2 separate regions of the Homo sapiens genome follow, and region 2 is linked to region 1. A link is a loop called in an ENCODE intact Hi-C map of the cell type or tissue named here. Cell type or tissue: mammary epithelial cell. All regions are shown on one strand. Links, peaks and the distances in the headings refer to the core of each region. The heading gives the core; the rest is flanking DNA.

Region 1 (9,157 bases), core at 360-8,359:
GCATGGCAGTGTAAAAAAAACAATTAGGAAAGGGTAGGTATATGTAAAATAGGTGAAGAGTGGGGATCAATCAGAGGAAAGCATGCCAAACGGGAAGACAGGTTCTCGATCCTATCCAAGGATCTACGTGGCACTGTCTTCAGTTCAAAGGTCGGGTTTCACCAGGGACCCACCCCTATCTGCCTAGGCATTTGACTGCCTCCTGTCACTATCCCAAAGGGCTACTAAGGAGTAACTGATAAGGTCCATACCGTTTTGATTGAAGAGAGTTTTCTTGTTTGTGTTTTTCATTTAATTTAATTAATTAATTAATTTATTTTTAAGACGGAGTCCCACTCTGTCACCCAGGCTGGAGCGCAGTGGTGTGATCTAGGCTCACTGCAACCTCCGCTTCCCGGGTTCAAGCGATTCTCCTGCCTCAGCCTCCCGAGTAGCTGGGATTACAGGCACGCACCACCATGCCCAGCTAATTTTGTATTTTTAGTAGAGACAGGGTTTCATCATGTTGGTCAGGCTGGTCTCAAACTGCCGACCTCAGGTGATCCACCTGCCTTGGCCTCCCAAAGTGCTGGGATTACAGGCATGAGCCACTGCGCCCCACCGAGTTTTGTTTTTAATGTTATTTCCAATAGACGAAACCTGCTGGTTGAAGTCTGTGGTCCTTGCAGTTTTAGTTTCCCAGGAGCTCACTATGAAAAGATTCTTTCACTAATATGTAATTTATAATTGTTTCATAAGACCATTGTAATATCTGGATCTGTCTCCCTTTACTGTTACAGATGTACAGTTTTCTGGAGATAATTTCATAGGTCTGCGATTATGATTTTGAATGGAGATTCAAAATCCCCAGCTGGTGCTTACCAAAAGGGGGTCAACCTAGATGAAGCAGAACCAGTGGAAGGAAGAGCTTTTGGCTAAGGAATTTTAAAAGCCTCAGTTAATTTTCCCAGTTGAGCTTTTGTGTGGGTGTTTTTTTTTTGGGGGCGGGGACGGAGTCTCGCTCTTCCCCCAAGCTGGAGTGCAGTGGCACAATCTTGGCTCACTGCAAGCTCCCCCTCCCAGGTTCACGCCATTCTCCTGCCTCAGCCTCCCGAGTAGCTGGGACTATAGGCGCCCGCCACCAAGCCCAGCTAATTTTTTTGTATTTTTTAGTAGAGACAGGGTTTCACTGTGTTAGCCAGGATGGTCTCAATCTCCTGACCTTGTGATCTGCCCGCCTTGGCCTCCCAAAGTGCTGGGATTATAGGCGTGAGCCACCATGCCCGACCATTTTTTTTTTTTTTTTTTGAGACAGAGTCTTGTTCTGTCGCCCAGGCTGGAGTGCAGTGGCACAATCTTGGCTCACTGCAACCTCCACCTCCTGGGTTCACGGCATTCTCCTGCCTCAGCCTCCCAAGTAGCTGGGACTACAGGCGCCCGCCACTACACCTGGCTAATTTTTTTTTTTTTTGTATTTTTAGTAGAGATGGAGTTTCACCATGTTAGCCAGGATGGTCTTGATCTCCTGATCTCGTGATCCACCCGCCTCGGCCTCCTAAAGTGCTGGGATTACAGGCATGAGCCACCGCGCCCGGCTTATTTTTGTTGTTTTTTTTTAAGACACAGGGTCTTAACTTGTTGCCTAGGCTGGAGCACAGTGGCATGATCATGGCTCACTCCTGGGCTCGAGCAATCCTCCCACCTCAGCCTCCCAAGTAGCTGGGACCACAGGTGTATGCCACCATGCCCAGCTAATTTTTTGTATTATTTGTAGACATGGGGGTCTCATTATGTTGCCTGGTCTGGTCTCAAACTCCTGGGCTCAAGTGATCTTTTGCCTCAGCCTCCCAAAATGCTGGGATTACAGGTGTGTGCCACCTTGCCCAGCCTTGAGTTTTGATTATTCCATTTATGCGTTTTTATTTTGTTGTGTTTTGTCTTGTTTTGAGACAGGGTCTTGCTCTATCGCCCAGGCAGGAGTGAAGTGGAGTGATCTCGGCTCGCTGCAACCTCTGCTTCCTGGGTTCAAGCTATCCTCCCGCCTCAGCCTACCAACTAGTTGGGGCTACAGGCATGCACCACCACTCCCAGCTAATTTTTGTATTTTTAGTAGAGATGGGGTTTCACCATGTTGGCCAGGGTGGTCTCAAACTCCTGACCTCAAGTGATCTGCCTGCCTTGGCCTCCCAAAGTGCTGGGATTACAGGCGTGAGCCATCACAACTGGCTGCATTTATCTGTTTTATTAACCCAGGTAACTACAAATGATGAACACATTGTAAATGTTGGAGAATGGGCCACATTTTATATACTGATTGGTTAAGGGAATTTTACTTACTCCTAAGGCTGTTGCTTTTCTGCACGGAAATGCCTTTTACCCTGTGAGAAAACATGCAAATCATTACCAGAACATATTTGTATATTTGCAAGTGTTAAATCAAGTTTAGCCTAAAGCTGCCTCCTTACGTATTTTAAGTTTGGCCTAAAGGTCTCTCTGCACATTGTGAACTATAACCTAAATGAAGTTGTAAGCAGACTGTAGCCTACTCTTGTGTCAGTCACTGCATTTTGGCCAATGCAAAGGTGGCCTACTGTTCAAACTCTGTTCAAGTAAGGTAAATGCTGAGCTGTAACCAATCCGCTGTTTCTGTACCTCACTTCCATTTTCCATACCTCACTTTCCTTTTTCTGTCTGTAAATCTTCTTCCACCACATGGCTGTACTGGAGTCCCTGAGCCTACTCTGGCTGAGGCTACCTGATTTGCCAATCGTTCTTGTTCAAATAAACTCTGCTAAATTTAATTCAGCTGAGTTTTTCCTTTAAGACAAGGGTGGCAACTGGAGTAATCCAATAGCCGTACCTTGAAAGGGGCCTCTGGTAAAGGAAAATGTCCTTGGGAACTGTATGACAGTTTCCTTAGATTACGTTCTGGACAAATGTGACAGTTTTACACCTTATGAGTTATAGTTGGAGAAGTTTTCCAAAAATAGCTTTCCCCAAGCAACCATTTTGTCAGGGCTCTAGTGAGTGAGGTCAAATACACAGGTTAAAAATAACTGACCCAGCACTTCGGGAGGCCAAGGCGGGCGGATCACGAGGTCAGGAGATGGAGACCATCCTGGCTAACACGGTGAAACCCCGTCTCTACTAAAAATACAAAAAATTAGCCGGGCGTGGTGGCGGGCGCCTGTAGTCCCAGCTACTCGGGAGGCTGCGGCAGGAGAATGGCGTGAAACCGGCAGGCAGAGCCTGCAGTGAGCCGAGATCGCGCCACCGCACTCCAGCCTGGGCGACAGAGTGAGACTCCATCTCAAAAAAATAAATAAATAAAAAATAACTGAGCCGGGCGTGGTGTCTCACGCCTGTAATCCTAGCACTTTGGGAGGCCGAGGCAGGCAGATTGCCTGACCTCAGGAGTTCGAGAACAGCCTGGGCAACACAGTGAAACCCGGTATCCACTAAAAAATACAAAAAATAAGCCGGGCTTGGCAGCGTGCACCTGTAGTCCCAGCTACTCGGGAGGCTGAGGCAGGAGAACTGCTTGAATCTGGGAGGCAGGATAATTGCTTGAACCCAGGAGGTGCAGGTTGCAGAGCTGACGCCACTGCACTCCAGCCTGGGACAGCGCGAGACTCTGTCTCCAAGAAAAAAAAAAAAAAAAAAAAAAAAAACCACAACCAAAAAAAAGTGTAGGCTGGGCGCGGTGGCTCACACCTGTAATCCCAGCACTTTGGGCGGCTGAGGTGGGCAGATCACCTGAGGTTGGGAGTTCGAGACCAGCCTAACATGGAGAAACCCCATCTCTACCAAAAATACAGAATTAGCCGGGCGTGGTGGCACATGCCTGTAATCCCAGCTACTTGGGAGGCTGAGGCAGGAGCATCACTTGAATCCGGGAGGCGGAGGTTGCAGTGAGCCGAGATCGTGCCATTGCACTCCAGCCTAGGCAACAAGAGCAAAACTCCATCTCAAAATAAATAAATAAATAAAATAACTGTAATTCAGCAGGAAGTATAGGCACATTGTTTGGCACACACTGTACCTCATCTTTGGTGGAGTATGTTCCCCCTTTTTCTAGAGGGCAAGAGCTGTATCTAGTTTGTTGCCACGGTGCTATGTGCTTTTCATACAGACATTTATTGACTGCAATACAGAAATACTGAGGAAGTGATGATGTTGTCATACCACCTCCTGCATGAAGGCTTCCCTAACCCTGCCTCCTTTCCCAGACTGAAAGTAATTTCCACATTCTCAGAATGTGGAATATTCTTATAGCTCCAAACACATGGAGCCTTCAGGAACAATTACTCACATATTCGTCTTAATTATCCAAACCACCCTGAATCTTGCTACAAAGAACATAAATTCTATGTATATTCAATGTGACTTTTTGGCACAGATTAAGCATTAATAACCTTTTGAAGAAAGGTTATGGTTACATGGAACTTTAAAGCATATTTTAATCTGTTTATGAATACTTAATTTCCCCTTGTAATTTAGGTATTGATCTTTGAAGTTATAGGGCTTTTTATCTATAAAGTGACTCTGGGCCTGGCGCAGTGGCTCAGGCTTGTAATCCCAGCACTTTGGGAGGCCGAGGCAGACGGCTCACCTGAGGAGTTCGAGACCAGCCTGGCCAACATAGTGAAACTCTGTCTCTACTAAAAATACAAAAAATTAGGCCGGACGCAGTGGCTTACGCCTGTAATCCTAGCACTTTGGGAGGCCCAGGCGGGTGGATCATGACGTCATGAGTTTGAGACCAGCCTGACCAACATGGTGAAACCCCGTCTCTACTAAAAATACAAAAATTAGCCAGGCGTGGTGGCGCGAGTTTGTGATCCCAGCTACTCGGGAGGCTGAGGCAGGAGAATCGCTTGAACCCGGGGGGGTGGAGGTTGCAGTGAGCCGAGATCCCGAGATCACGCCACTGCACTCCAGCGTGGACAACAGAGCAAGACTCTGCCAAAAAAAAAAAAAAAAAAAAAAAAAAAAGTGACTGGAAAATAATAGTCATTTTTAGGTTGGGCAGTGCTCAGCGCTATATTGGGGTCTCAAAAAGTGTCAACCAGTGTATTACTGAAGACGGACAGGTGGTGGCAGGGCTCTTAGCTGAGGGATGGAAAAATGCTTGCTGCCTAGAATTCACTTACATTCTTTGTTTCCTCTCTCCAGGTTTCTGGCTCTGTGTGGAATAGGCACTGTCCTCCTGGTAGGTGTAAGGGAATCAGATGTTGCATTTTGATCGTGATAAGTTACTTGCTTTTCTGCTTTGTTCACCTTAAATTGAAAGTGGAGAGATGCAAATTCTGCCCCATCCTGGGGAGGCAGCTCCTGCTTCCAGCCAGCTCTGGAGCAGGTTCAGGTGTCCGCAACTTTAAAATTGCCTTGGGGGTCTTTCGGGAAGCACTTCGCAGGGGACAAGCGCGTGGTTATGGTTTGGGTACAGGCAGCGTTTTCCCCAAGGACTTGCTGGCGCCCGCTTCAGGGATGCGCGTAAGCTCCCGAGGCTGTCAGTCAGTCCCTCGGTCGCTCCGGAAATTTGAAAGATTGTTAATCAAGAGGTCTCCACCAATGGATGGGCACAGGTCGTGGCTGGGCCAATCAGGCTCTGTCTCTAGGACTTTGGCGCGAAAAGACGCAAGGTCCAAAAAGAAAAAGAAAAAAAAAAAGAAAAAGGAAACGGTAGTGTGAGATTGATAGATTCTAGCAGCCCTCCTATGAACCTGCCCGTTAATTCCTCTTCTCTAAATGTCTGCCTTTTTTCTTCGTGTACAATTCCTTTTTGTCAGTGTAGCAGGAATAAATATCGATCTCTATCAACGTTGGTGTAAAAGGACCCTGCCTTTTAGCAGCTCATTCCGCCCCCAACAAAAGACTACACTTCCCAGCGACCCTTGCAGACCCGAAAAGCCGGTTTCCACACCCCGAGGCTCTCTCATGCCCTTCTCCCAGTCACTATGCCTAGCCCCAGATAACCACTCTTCTGTCCTCTAGCACCTCCATCACCAGTTCCTGGACTTCATGAAGGGGTACGCTTTGCATCTGGCTTCTTTCACCCAACATCATGTCTGTGATATTCGAGTAATGATTATATGGGTGTGCACATGTATAAAACTCGTAAGTTTGTACTCTTAAGATTGATGTTTTGTTGTTTTTTGAGATGGAGTTTCGCTCCGTCGCCCAGGCTGGAGTGCAGTGGTGCGATCTCGGCTCACTGCCATCTCTGCCTCCCGGGTTCAAGTGATTCTCCTGCGTCAGCCTCCTGAGTAGCTGGGACTACAGGCGTGAGCCACCACTCCCGGCTAATTTTTGTATTTTTAGTGGAGACAGGGTTTCACTATGTTGGCCGGGCTGGTCTCAAACTCCTGGCCTCAAGTGATCCTCCCGCCACGGCCTCCCAAAATGTTGGGATTACAGGCATGAGTTACAATCATATGTATAGTATACCTTAAAAAAAGGATGTAACATTTCATTCTTGAGTTTGTATTTCCCAAGGTATCCAAAATCAGGCCAGAAGGTTTTAGTGAAATTCTCTACTTTTGTTTTAATCAAATTTCATATTCTAGGAAATCACTCACTTTCACCTTCAGGCTGAAGTGCACACTCCTTTGATTAGTAATATGCAGTTAAGGGAGCAGGTTCTGGGGCCAGACTTCCTGGGCACAAATCACATTTCTGCCTCTTACTAGCAGTGTGAGCCTGAAGAAAGTATTTAACCAGTTTAACTCATCCATAAAATGAAATAATCGCAGCCTGGCCAATGTGGCAAAACTCCGTCTCTACTGAAAAAAAAAAATTAGCCGGGAGTGGTGGCGCTCGCCTGTAATCCCAGCTACTTGGGAGGCTGAGACAGGAGAATGGCTTGAACCCAGGAGAGGTAGCAGTGAGCCAAGATCACGCCACTGCACTCCAGTCTGGGCGACAGAGCAAGACTGTCTCAGAAAAAAAAAAACCATCATATTACCTATCTCTCAGGGTTGTTGAGTGGTTAAATGTGTGCTTATGAAAAGTGCTTAGAATACTAAGAACAACAGAATGCGTGCTATTGTTATTGATGCTCAGTATTATGATTGGCCCACAAGGCTCTTCCTGATCTGTTTCTTATCAGCCTTCCAGCATCGTGTCTCACCATTCTCCCTCTGGTTTCTACCCATCCAAGTGTACCTAATCTTGCTGTTTAACTTATTTTCATGTTCTCCTCCCTCTGCCCAAAACACCCTTACCCCAGGCTGGAGCATCCACCATATAGTTTGAGCACACACTTAGGGCACCAGCAAAGCAGAGGCAACCCCCTAAGAAAAAAGAGAGTGAAGAAAAAGAATATATCTCTACAGTATTTGATGGCTGGGCGTGGTGGCTCAAGCCTGTAATCCCAGAACTTTGGGAGGCTGAGGCGGGCAGATCATGAGGTCAGGAGATTGAGACCATCCTGGCTAACATGGTGAAACCCCGTCTCTACTAAAAATATACAAAAAAATTAGCCGGGTGTGGTGGGGGGCTCCTGTAGTCCCAGCTACTTGGGAGGCTGAGGCAGGAGAATGGCATGAACCCAGAAGGCGGAGTTTGCAGTGAGCCGAGATCATGCCACTGCACTCCAGCCTGGCCGACAGAACGAGACTCCGTCTCAAAAAAAAAAAAAAAAAAAAGAATATATCGCTACAGTATTTGATGGTTGACACCCTGTCCCTTCCACCACCAGCAAAAAAAGCATGGAAGGAGTTACAGGAAGTTCATACTTTATTGGGCTGCATTGCCCCTATTTTATGGTCTAGAGTTGTTTGTATTTGAAATACATTTGGGTGGTGGGATGAGTGTAATCTCTTCAGTACTTAGGCCCTTACAGGTCTTTGTGGCAGATGGTGTTTTCCAAAATGGCCACAGTGATATCTCCCATCCCACATCCTCTTTCCTGCAAGGTGACTTTGACACTTCTGTTGAGAGGTAGAACCTCTCCACTTCAATCTGGGAGGGCTTGTGACTATGGTGAAAGTGAGGCCATGTCACTTCCAAGTCCGGGTGAGATAGCTTCTTCCTTGTTCCCAGGAAGTGTAGCCCCAGACTTGCTGTTGGAACCCAGCTGCTGTGCTATCAGGAAGTCCGGGCTACATGAAGAGGCAACATGGAGTGTTCTGGTCAACAGCCCCAGCTGAGGGCCCAGCCAACAACTAGTGTCAACCGGTAGATATTTCAGTGAAGCCTTTAAGATGAATCAAGTACCAGCCCCTATCTCCCTGCAACTGTATCAGAGATCCTGAGAGAACTATACCAACCAATTTCCAGAACCACGAAAAAGTAAAGCAAAATGTCGTCGTGCTAAGCCACTAAGTTTTGGAGTGATTAACAGTTGTAATGGGGCCCTCTCCTTCCCCACCCAACTTATCCTATTCTTCTTTTCTTTTCTTTCTTTTTATTTATTATTTTTTGAGACAGTCTTGCTTTGTCACCCAGGCTGGAGAGCAGTGGCGCAGCCATGGCTCACTGCAACCTCTGCCTCCCAGGTTCAAGTGATTCTCATGCCTCAGCTTCCAGAGTAGCTGGGACTACAGGCATGTGCCACCACGCCCAGCTAATTTTTGTATTTTTAGTAGATTCAGGGTTTTACCATGTTGGCCAGGCTGGTCTCAAACTCCTGGCCTCAAGTGATCCTCCTGCCTCAACCTCCCAAAGTGCTGGGATTACAGGCATGAGCCACTGCACCTGGCCTTTCTTTTCTTTTTTTTTTTTTTGGAGACAGTTGCCCAGGCTAGAGTGCAGTGGCAGTGGCACAGTCATGGTTCATTGCAACCACTGCCTCCTGGTCTCAAGTCATCCTCCCCGTTCCACTTCCCAAGTAGCTGGGACCATAGCCACACACCACCACGCCTGGCTAATTTTTATTTTTATTTTTATTTTTGTAGAGATGGAGTTTCGCTATGTTGCCCATGTTGGTCTTGAACTCCTGAGCTCTAGCAGTCTGCCTGCCTTAGCCTCCTAAAGAGCTGAGATTACAGGCATCAGCCACTGGGCCCAGCCCCATACTTGATTTTCTTTCTTTTTGAGACAGTCTGATGTTCAAGACTGCTCCAGTGTCCCACCTGTAGGTGGCCTTCCCTGACCTTTAGGGCTGAGTGAGGTGCTTCCTCCAGGCTCTCACAGTCCTTTGCATCCCTCTATCATGGCTCTACCATGCCCTATT
Region 2 (9,157 bases), core at 596-8,595, 300 kb after region 1:
CCTAAAAGAAAGTAAATTAGTGGTTGCCTAGGACTGAGGGATGGAGGAAATGGGGAGTGACTGCGCATGGGTATGGGATTTCTTTTTGGGAGAAATGAAAATATTCTAAAGTTGATTGTGGTGGCCGGGCACGGGGGTTCATGCCTGTAATCCCAGCACTTTGGGAGGCCGAGGCGGGTGGATCACCTGAGGTCGGGAGTTCAAGACTAGCCTGACCAACGTGGAGAAACCCCCTCTCTACTAAAAATACAAAATTAGCCAGGCGTGCTGGTGCATACCAGGCTGAGGCAGGAAAATCGCTTGAACCAGGGAGGTGGAGGTTGTGGTGAGCTGAGATCATGACATTGCACTCCAGCCTGGGCAACGAGGGAAACTCGGTCTCAAAAAAAAAAAAAAAAAAAATGACTGTGGTGATGACTGCAAAACTCTGTGAATATATTAAAACCCATTGAATTATACACTTTTAATTGGTGAACTGCCTGGTTTGTGACTTAAACCTCAATAAAGTTGTTACAGTTTTTAAAATCGCTATATGTAAGGCAATGTTCTAGGTGTTGCAAATACAGAAATTGTCATATGTCTTCTGTTTACCTTTCTAGACCCACTCTTCCCCCATCTCCACTCTGCTCTCAGAGGCTGACCTTATAATCCACATCAAAAGGGTTCCCATGTCTTGGTTGGGTTTGGCCAACTGGTAATCCAGGCAGGAAATTAGAGTGGAAAGGAAGGTAGGCTCAGGATACTTACTGTTTCATCTCCCTCACTGAGAGGGGACCTTGGGCTGGCTGTGTCTCTCCAGTGAAGGCCACTGCTCTTCCAGGGCAGCCGATTTTACACGCTGACTCTTTTAGGTTCAACTGACCACTATTCCCCTTGCCATTTTGGGTCTAAAGATGGTAACATGGCAGCTGCTACTGGCTCCGGGATACTACACTCATTTTTATGATTCCTCTACCCTTTTACATTTGTAAATAACCCTTTACTAAATAAAATAAATACTGTGTCAATAAACTTTACAGTTGAGCAACAAAAAGGAATGAAATACTGACACATGCTAGCACATGAATGAGCCTTGAAAATGTTATGCTGAGTCAAAAAAGCCAGTCACAAAAAAACACGTCACATAGTGTATGATTCCATTTATATAAAATGTCCAGTAATTATTCTGACTGTTCCATCGTTTTTCTGTTGAGACCCTTACTGAACCAGACAAAGCCTTTGCTATCTTAGAGCTTTTGTTCAATGGTCAAAGAAAAGGGGAATAAGAATGTTGGCCGGGCACGGTGGCTCATGCCTGTATTCCCAGCACTTTGGGAGGCTGAGGCGGGTGGATCACAAGGTCAAAAGATCAAGACCATCCTGGCCAACATGGTGAAACCCCATCTCTACTAAAAATACAAACATTAGCTGGGCATGGTGGTATGCTCCTGTAATCCCAGCTACTCGGGAGGCTGAGGCAGGAGAATCGCTTGAACCCAGGAGGTGGAGTTTGCAGTGAGCTGAGATCGTGCCACTGCACTCCAGTCTGGTGAGAGAGTGAGACTCCATCTCATAAAAAAAAAAAAAAAAAAAAGAATGTTTCAGGCAAAGGGAAGAGAAGTGCCATGGTGCTATTTCAGGCAGAAGCTTGTCAGGTTTGCTGTGATGTGGCCAATGTGGAAGGACTCAGTGGGAAGGAAAAGAGATGAGGGCAGAGTAGTGGGCAGGGCCAAGATAAAATAAAGCCATATGCATACTGCTACATTTTTTACTTGTCTAATATATTTCATTAAATATAGACAAAACTTATTATAAATAAAGATATAACTTTTGATGTTTGTAAGGTCATCTGTTATTTGCACTCCTTTTTTTTTCTTTTTTTTTTTTTTTTTGAGGCAGGGTCTCACTCTGTCACCCAGGCTGGAGTGCAGTGGTGCGACCACAGCTGACAGCAGCCTCGACCTCCTGGGCTCAAGCACTCCTCCCACCTTAGCCTCCTGAGTATCTGGGACTACAGACACATGCCACCGTGCCCCACTAATTTTTTATTTTTTGTAAAGACAGGGTTTCTCCATGTTACCCAGGCTGGTCTCAAACTCCTGAGTTCAAACAATCTGCCCACCTTGGCCTCCCAAAAAGCTAAGATTACAGGCATGAGCCACTGTGCCTGGCTTGTTATTTGCATTTGTGATTTTAAAATTCCATGTTTTTTATCATAAGATTGTCAGGTGCTTTCTGGACAGGAAATGACTTAATTTATGACTCAAAATACAAACAAATGTAGGTGATCAAATGCATATCTATGTCTTCAATGGAAATATATATACATATAAGTCATTAATGAAGACAAATGAGAACATGAAATTCATGATATATTTTCTTTTCCATCATCTAGCCCCCTAAAGGAGAGATCTGTTTCATTCAGAGCCCTGGGTTTTGTTTTGTTTCATGATTTGCTTTTTTTTTTTTTAAATAAGAGTTTATTTATTTATTTATTTATTTATTTGAGACAGGGTTTCACTCCCATCAGCCAGTCTGGAGTGCAATGGTGTGATCTCAGTTCACTGCAACTTCTGCCTCCTGGACTCAAGTGATGCTCTTGCCTCAGCCTCCCGAGTAGCTGGGAGTACAGGCACGTGCCACTGCATCCAGCTAATTTTTTGTAGAGACAGGGTTTCACCATGTTGGCCAGGCTGGTCTTGAACTCCTGAGTTCAAGCGATCCGTCTGCCTCTGCCTCCCAAAGTGCTAGGGTTATAGGAATGAGCCACCGTGTGGCCAAAAGAGTTTATTTTTTAAAGAAAATTGACTTCTTTGAAAAAGTAGAAATGAGGCCGGGCGCGGTGGCTCACACCTGTAATTCCAGCACTTTGTGAGACCGAAGCGGGTAGATCGCTTGAACTCAAGAGTTCGAGGCAAACTTGGCCAACGTGGTGAAACCCCGTCTCTACTAAAAATACAAACATTAGCCGGGTGTGGTGGCAGGTGCCTGTAATCCCAGCTACTTGGGAGACTGAGGCAGGAGAATCGCTTGAACCCGGGAGGCGGAGGTTGCAGTGAGCCAAGATCGTGCCATTGCACTCCACCCTGGGCAACGAGAGCAAAACTCCATCTCAAAAAGAAAAGAAAAAGTAGAAATGAGGAAGTGGCCAGCCTGTGTGGGGATCTAATCAAACAAATCTTCCCTTGATGAGGGTAGTGCTTAAGTTGAAAAAAAATTTGCCTATATAATAAATATTGCAATACTTTATTTTATTATTTTTTTTTGAGATGAGGGTCTCGCTGTGTTGCCCAGGCTAGTCTTAAACTCTTGGGCTCAAGGGCTTCTCCTGCCTCAGCCTCCCCAGTGGCTGGGCTAATAGGCACACACCACCGTGCCCAGCTCTACATACTGCTTTTTTTTTTTTTTTTTTTTTTTTGAGACTGAGTCTCACTCTGTCGCCCAGGCTGGAGTGCAGTGGCGCGATCTCCGCTCACTGCAAGCTCTGCCTCCAGGGTTCACACCATTCTCCTGACTCAGACTCTGGAGTAGCTGGGACTGCAGCCTCCGGAGTAGCTGGGACTACAGGCGCCGGCCACCGCCTCCGGCTAATTTTTTGTATTTTTTAGTAGAGACGGAGTTTCACCGTGTTAGCCAGAATGGTCTCGATCTGCTGACCTCGTGATCCGCCCGCCTCGGCCTCCCAAAGTGCTGGGATTGCAGGCATCAGCCACTGCGGCCGGCTCATCCTGATTTTTTTTTTTTTTTTTTTTTTTGAGACTGAGTCTCGCTCTGTCGCCCAGGCTGGAGTGCAGTGGCGCGATCTCGGCTCACTGCAAGCTGCGCCTCCCGGGTTCACGCCGTTCTCCTGCCTCAGCCTCCCGAGTAGCTGGGACAACAGATGCACGCCACCACGCCCAACTAATTTTTTGTATTTTTAGTAGAAGACAGGGTTTCACTGTGTTACCCAGGATGGTCTCGATCTCCTGGCCTCGTGATCCGCCTGCCTCAGCCTCCCAAAGTGCTGGGATTACAGGCTTCAGCCACTGCGCCCGGCCCATACTGATTTTTAAATTAAAAAAACTACATTCTATATTCCCATCATAGCTTCTCCCTAATAAAATCTTTGTGAGTGTTTATGGGACTCCTTCCCTGGAAAATCTGCAAGCAGCCTGGTAGCTTTATATACATAGGAAAGCCAAAGGACAAACTAGGAATTATGTCAGAGATGGGGAAAGACTAAGGATCTTACCCAAATCAGTTGAAAATCAGCTTTAAGTATAAATGGGCCAGGTGTTGGTGGCTCACACCGGTAATCCTAGCACTTTGGGAGGCCAAGGCGGGCAGATCCCTTGAGGTCAGGAGTTCGAGACCACTCTGGCCAACATGGCGAAACCCCGTCTCTACTAAAAATACAAAAATTAGCCAGGCGTGGTGGTGTGTGCCTGTAGTCCCAGCTACTTGGGAGGCTGAGGCAGGAGAATCGCTTGAACCCCGGAGGCAGAGGTTGCAGTGAGCTGAGATCACGCCACTGCACTCCAGCCTGGGCGACAGAGCGAGACTCCATCTCAAAAAAAAAAAAAAAAAAGTATAAATGAAGTACAATTAACATTTTATAATTTTATAGAGCAAAAGTTCATAAAAATAAATATTCTAATTAAGTCTTTCTCCTACATCCTATAAACACTATTGCCGAACCCATTTAAGATTGTAGATAAATTATATCATGCCATGGGTAAAGATTTTCAATAAGGAGTTGCTGGGGTAAGAGTCAAAATTATCCAGCATAAATTCACTGACAGGGATTTCTGTTCAATCTTTTTAAAATTCTAATACCCAATTTATTTCCTCTAGAGAATAACTGATGTAGAATCATAACCTCTTTGGTGGACCTTGATTTTTCCATCTGTAAAAGTATAGAACTAGCTTGGTTTTTTTTTTGTTTGTTTTTTGTTTTTGAGGCGGAGTCTCGCGCTGTCGCCCAGGCTGGAGTGCGGCTGCGCGATCTCGGCTCACTGCAAGCTCCGCCTCTCAGGTTCGCGCCATTCTCCTGCGTCAGCCTCCCGAGCAGCTGGGACTGCAGGCGCCAGCCACCACACCTGGCTTTTTTTGTTTTTTTGTATTTTTAGTAAAGACGGGGTTTCACAGTGTTATCCAGGATGGTTTACAATCTCCTGACCTCGTGATCCGCCCGCCTCGGCCTCCCAAAGTGCTGGGCTGACAGGCCTGAGCCACCCCGCCCGCCCGGCTACAACTAGTTTTGAACTTAACAGTCAACAAATGCCTACCCTCTCCGTATCTGTCTGATTAGAGCGCCCTCATGTGTGCATTTGTTGTAATGTTTTAGAAATCTGAAAAAATATTAATCTCAGCAGTAAAACAATAAACAATGTCTTCATTTGCACATTTATGATAGCTTTAAGTATTACTCAGTAAATGCTAAAGGCAAATGCTGTAGTATGTTAATCTTACTGTCGTTGGCTATCAAACCTTTCATATGCCAATTTTATTCTAAAACAGTCAAGTGATTGTTTCGGTTTAAATTTTAATTTAATGACAAAGGATTTTTTCCCTTAAAACTTCTAAGTATTTCACTATAATATTATTTCCTCATTAGGCTTAAAGGAAAATATGTGGTCAATTGAGTTGTTATTTATTATACATGATAGCTTGACGTCATCATTTTAGGGAGAGAAAACAGCTCCAGGGACCAATTCTAACTCAGTTTTTTGATGTAAGCATTTACTTGTCGGCCAGGCACAATGGCTCACACCTGTAATCCCAGCACTTTGAGAGGCCGAGGCGGGTGGATCACGAGGTTAGGAGTTCAAGACCAGCCTGGCCAAGATGGTGAAAACCCATCTGTACTAAAACTATAAAAATTAGCCAGGTGTGATGGCCGGCACCTGTAATCCCAGCTGCTCGGGAGGCTGAGGCAGGAGAATCACTTGAACCCTGGTGGCAGAGGTTGCAGTGAGCCAAGATCACGCCACTGCACTCCAGGCTGGGCAATAAGAGTGAAACTCCATATCAAAAAAAAAAAAAAAAAAAAAAGAATTTACTAGTCTAAATCATAACAATGTAATTTCTTCCTACTCAAAGAGAGTACATTGGAGGAAGCCAAAAGAGAAGGTTATTTATTTATATACTTTACTTATTTATTTATTTATTTATTTTTGAGATGGAGTCTTGCTCTGTCACCCAGGCTGGAGTGCAGTGGTGTGATCTCGGCTCACTGCAACATCCGCCTCCCGGGTTCAAGTGATTCTCCTGCTTCAGCCTCCCTAGTAGCTGGAATTACAGGTGTATGCCGCCACCACTAGCTAATTTTTGTATTTTTAGTAGAGATGGGTTTTCACCATGTTAGCCAGGCTGGTCTCAAACTCCTGACCTCAGGTGATCCACCCGCCTCAGCCTCCCAAACTGCTGGGATTACAGGCATGAGCCACCAAGCCCAGCCTAGAGAAGCTTATTTTTTAAAAGAAAATACACACAAAAAAATCAAAATCTCCTAAGTCCAATTGTAATTTTTTTTGGCTTTTAAAAAATGTTAATGCCCTTAAATATTCTCCTATCCAGTCATTGTATTTTAAATGGCATTCCTCCAACAAATATTTGTTGAGCCTCCACTACGTGCCAGGATTGAAATTTCAAACTGAAGGAGGCAATAGCTACTGAAGTAAAGCAAAAAAAAGTACTGGTTGTTTTTCCTTCTATAAAATGACCTAGAAATAACCGCTTTACCCAGGAGAGTTGCTGTAATGATCTAATAACATGATATATATAACCACAATTTTAAAAGAATGAGGTGTTATTAAAATGTTTGCAAGAGAAACCCTAGTAATTCCAAGCACATATTTTAGGAATGGTTTCTTGTGTAGAAAATCCTTGAATGTGAGGCTCTGCTGATTTTTTTAATACATATTCTCTGCTTGTGCATGCAGATTTTTTTTTTTTTTTGAGACAGAGTCTTGCTCTGTCACCCAGGCTGGAGTGCATTGGCACTATCTTGGCTCACTGCAACTGCCACCTCCTGGTTTCAAGTGATTCTCCTGCCTTAGCCTCCTGAGTAGATGGAATTACAGGCGTGTGCCACTACACTTGGCTAATTTTTGTAATTTTAGTAGAGATGAGGTTTCACCATGTTGGCCAGGTTGGTCTGAAACTCCTGACCTCAGGTGATCCTCCTGCCTTGGCCTCCCAAATTGCTGGGATTACAGGCATGAGCCACCATGCCCAGTTGAATGTGTATACTTTAATTAAAATTTTTCTTCAAATTTTTCATGACAGGACAGAAAGTGGAAAGACAGAATTATGTCACCTAAGAAAAGAAGTCTGAACTGTTCTTTTCTTCATTGCCTCTTATGGTCTTTCTCTTAGCAAGGCATGGCACGAATTGGTTGGAGATGATACCAGTTGAGCCAAGAGGTCAGACCGGCTATACCAGACTAGACAGAAGGGAGCAATGGAAAAAATTCCCTGAACCCAGACACCAGCAGTCCTTGATATTCAAATGAAGGCAGCATATAGATTATCTTAGTGGCTCTGTGGTCCTAGGGCCCTGAGGAAAATGGAACAGACCGTGTTGGTTTCCTCCCATCATGGGTTGGAACCCACTTCCTATTCTCTGCCTCTTCTTTCCTGTCTCCCACATATCCACAGCCTCCCTTCCTGCTGTCCTCAACCCATTCAGAATCCTCCACTGTATTCCAGAAAAGTTTCATGCCCCACAATTCTGTCTTCTCCATAACCCAGTTTAAATTGTCATGTTTTCATATGGCCTATTGTTCAATTATCCCCAACTTTTTAAAGTGTGATGACCCCCTCCCTGCCCTTTAAAACTTATTATGGAAATCATTTAATATGCCAAAAGTAGATAAAAATCTAACAAATTCCTAGGTACCCATTATCTTGCTTTAACTACTAGCAACATATGAGACCAGGCCGGGCGCCATGACTCACGCCTGTAATCCCAGCACTTTGGGAAGCCGAGGTGGGTGGATCACCCGAACTCAGGAGTTCAAGACCAACCTGGCCAACATGGTGAAACCACCATCTCTACTAAAAATACAAAAACTAGCTGGGCACAGTGGCACATGCCTATAATCCCAGCTACCCGGGAGGCTGAGGCAGGAGAATTGCTGGAACAATGAGCCAAGACTGTGCCACTGCACTCCAGTCTGGGCGACAGAGCAAGACTCCAATTCAGAAAAAAAAAAGTTAGCCAGATGTGGTGGCACACGCCTGTAATCCCAGCTACTTGGGAGGCTGAGGCAGGAGAATAACTTGAATCCAGGAGGTGGAGGGTGCGGTGAGCCGAGATCATGCTATTGCACTCCAGCCTGGGTGACAGTGAGACTCTCTCAAAGACAAAAAACAAAACATATGAGACCAGCAGTTTGACTAGGTTAAAACACAGCATGAAAGTAGGTAGTGATTAGGGAATCAAACAACTTTTGAAATGAAAATTATTATAATAAGGTTGGGTGCAGTGGCTCATGCCTGTAATCCCAGCACTTTGGGAGGCTGAGGCGAGTGGATGACTTGAGGCCAGGAGTTCAGGAGCAGCCTGGCCAACATAGTGAAACCCTGCCTCCACTAAAAATACAAAAATTAGCCGGGCGTCATGGCGCAGGCCTGTGGTCCCAGTTACTCCGGAGGTTGAGGCACAAGAATTGCTTGACCCCGGGATGGGGAGGTTGCAGTGAACTGAGATCGCACTACTGCACTCCTCCAGCCTGGGCGACACAGTGAGACTCTGTCTCAAAATAATAATAATAACAATAATTTTTAAAAATAACACCTGATTTTGGGAGAGGCAAAAAATTTAAAAAAAGAAAATTATAATATTTGAAAGTAGAAAATCAATGGAAAGATTAAACAGATGAATAGTATGAATGAATAATTTGTGACCTAGAAGATAGCCCCAAAGAAGTTACCCAGAATGCACAGAGACAAAGAAATGGAAAGCGTGAAAGATCATGGGTCATGGACGATAGAGTGCAAAGATCCAATGTATACCTGGATTTCCAGAAGGAGGAAATAGAGAAAATGGGGCAGAGGCCATATTTGAAAGGTTATGACTGAGAATTTTCAAGAATTAATGAGACCCAAATTCTTAAAGAAACTCAGTGAACTGCAATCCAGAAAAAAAAAAAGAAATCCACATCAAGACACATCATAGTGAAACTACAGAAAA

What was found. A loop is a pair of places that touch in the nucleus more often than their neighbours do. Peaks named below come from ENCODE experiments on the same cell type or tissue, not always from the same donor. Only the 100,000 strongest peaks of a DNase experiment are listed, where the experiment ranks them.
Region 2: a loop joins it to region 1, with 18 times the contacts of the local background. A loop is called at or near these places in 4 of 110 quality-filtered maps.

Annotation. Positions count from the first base shown.
Region 1 is chr17:21,095,813-21,104,969 of GRCh38, reverse strand. No RefSeq gene overlaps it. Among named protein-coding and RNA genes, the nearest start is that of LINC01563, 25 kb to the right of the region's middle. RefSeq lists enhancers at 5,272-5,481, 4,876-5,493, 5,400-5,694, 5,494-6,110 and a silencer at 5,400-5,694. In mammary epithelial cell, for the core only: a CTCF peak has its summit at 5,075; DNase peaks (open chromatin) are centred at 5,569 and 5,839; H3K4me3 peaks cover 898 bases; H3K27ac peaks cover 980 bases; H3K27me3 peaks cover 120 bases.
Region 2 is chr17:20,797,864-20,807,020 of GRCh38, reverse strand. No RefSeq gene overlaps it. Among named protein-coding and RNA genes, the nearest start is that of CCDC144NL-AS1, 66 kb to the left of the region's middle. In mammary epithelial cell, for the core only: a CTCF peak has its summit at 5,266 (motif pointing left); no DNase peak of the experiment used is centred there.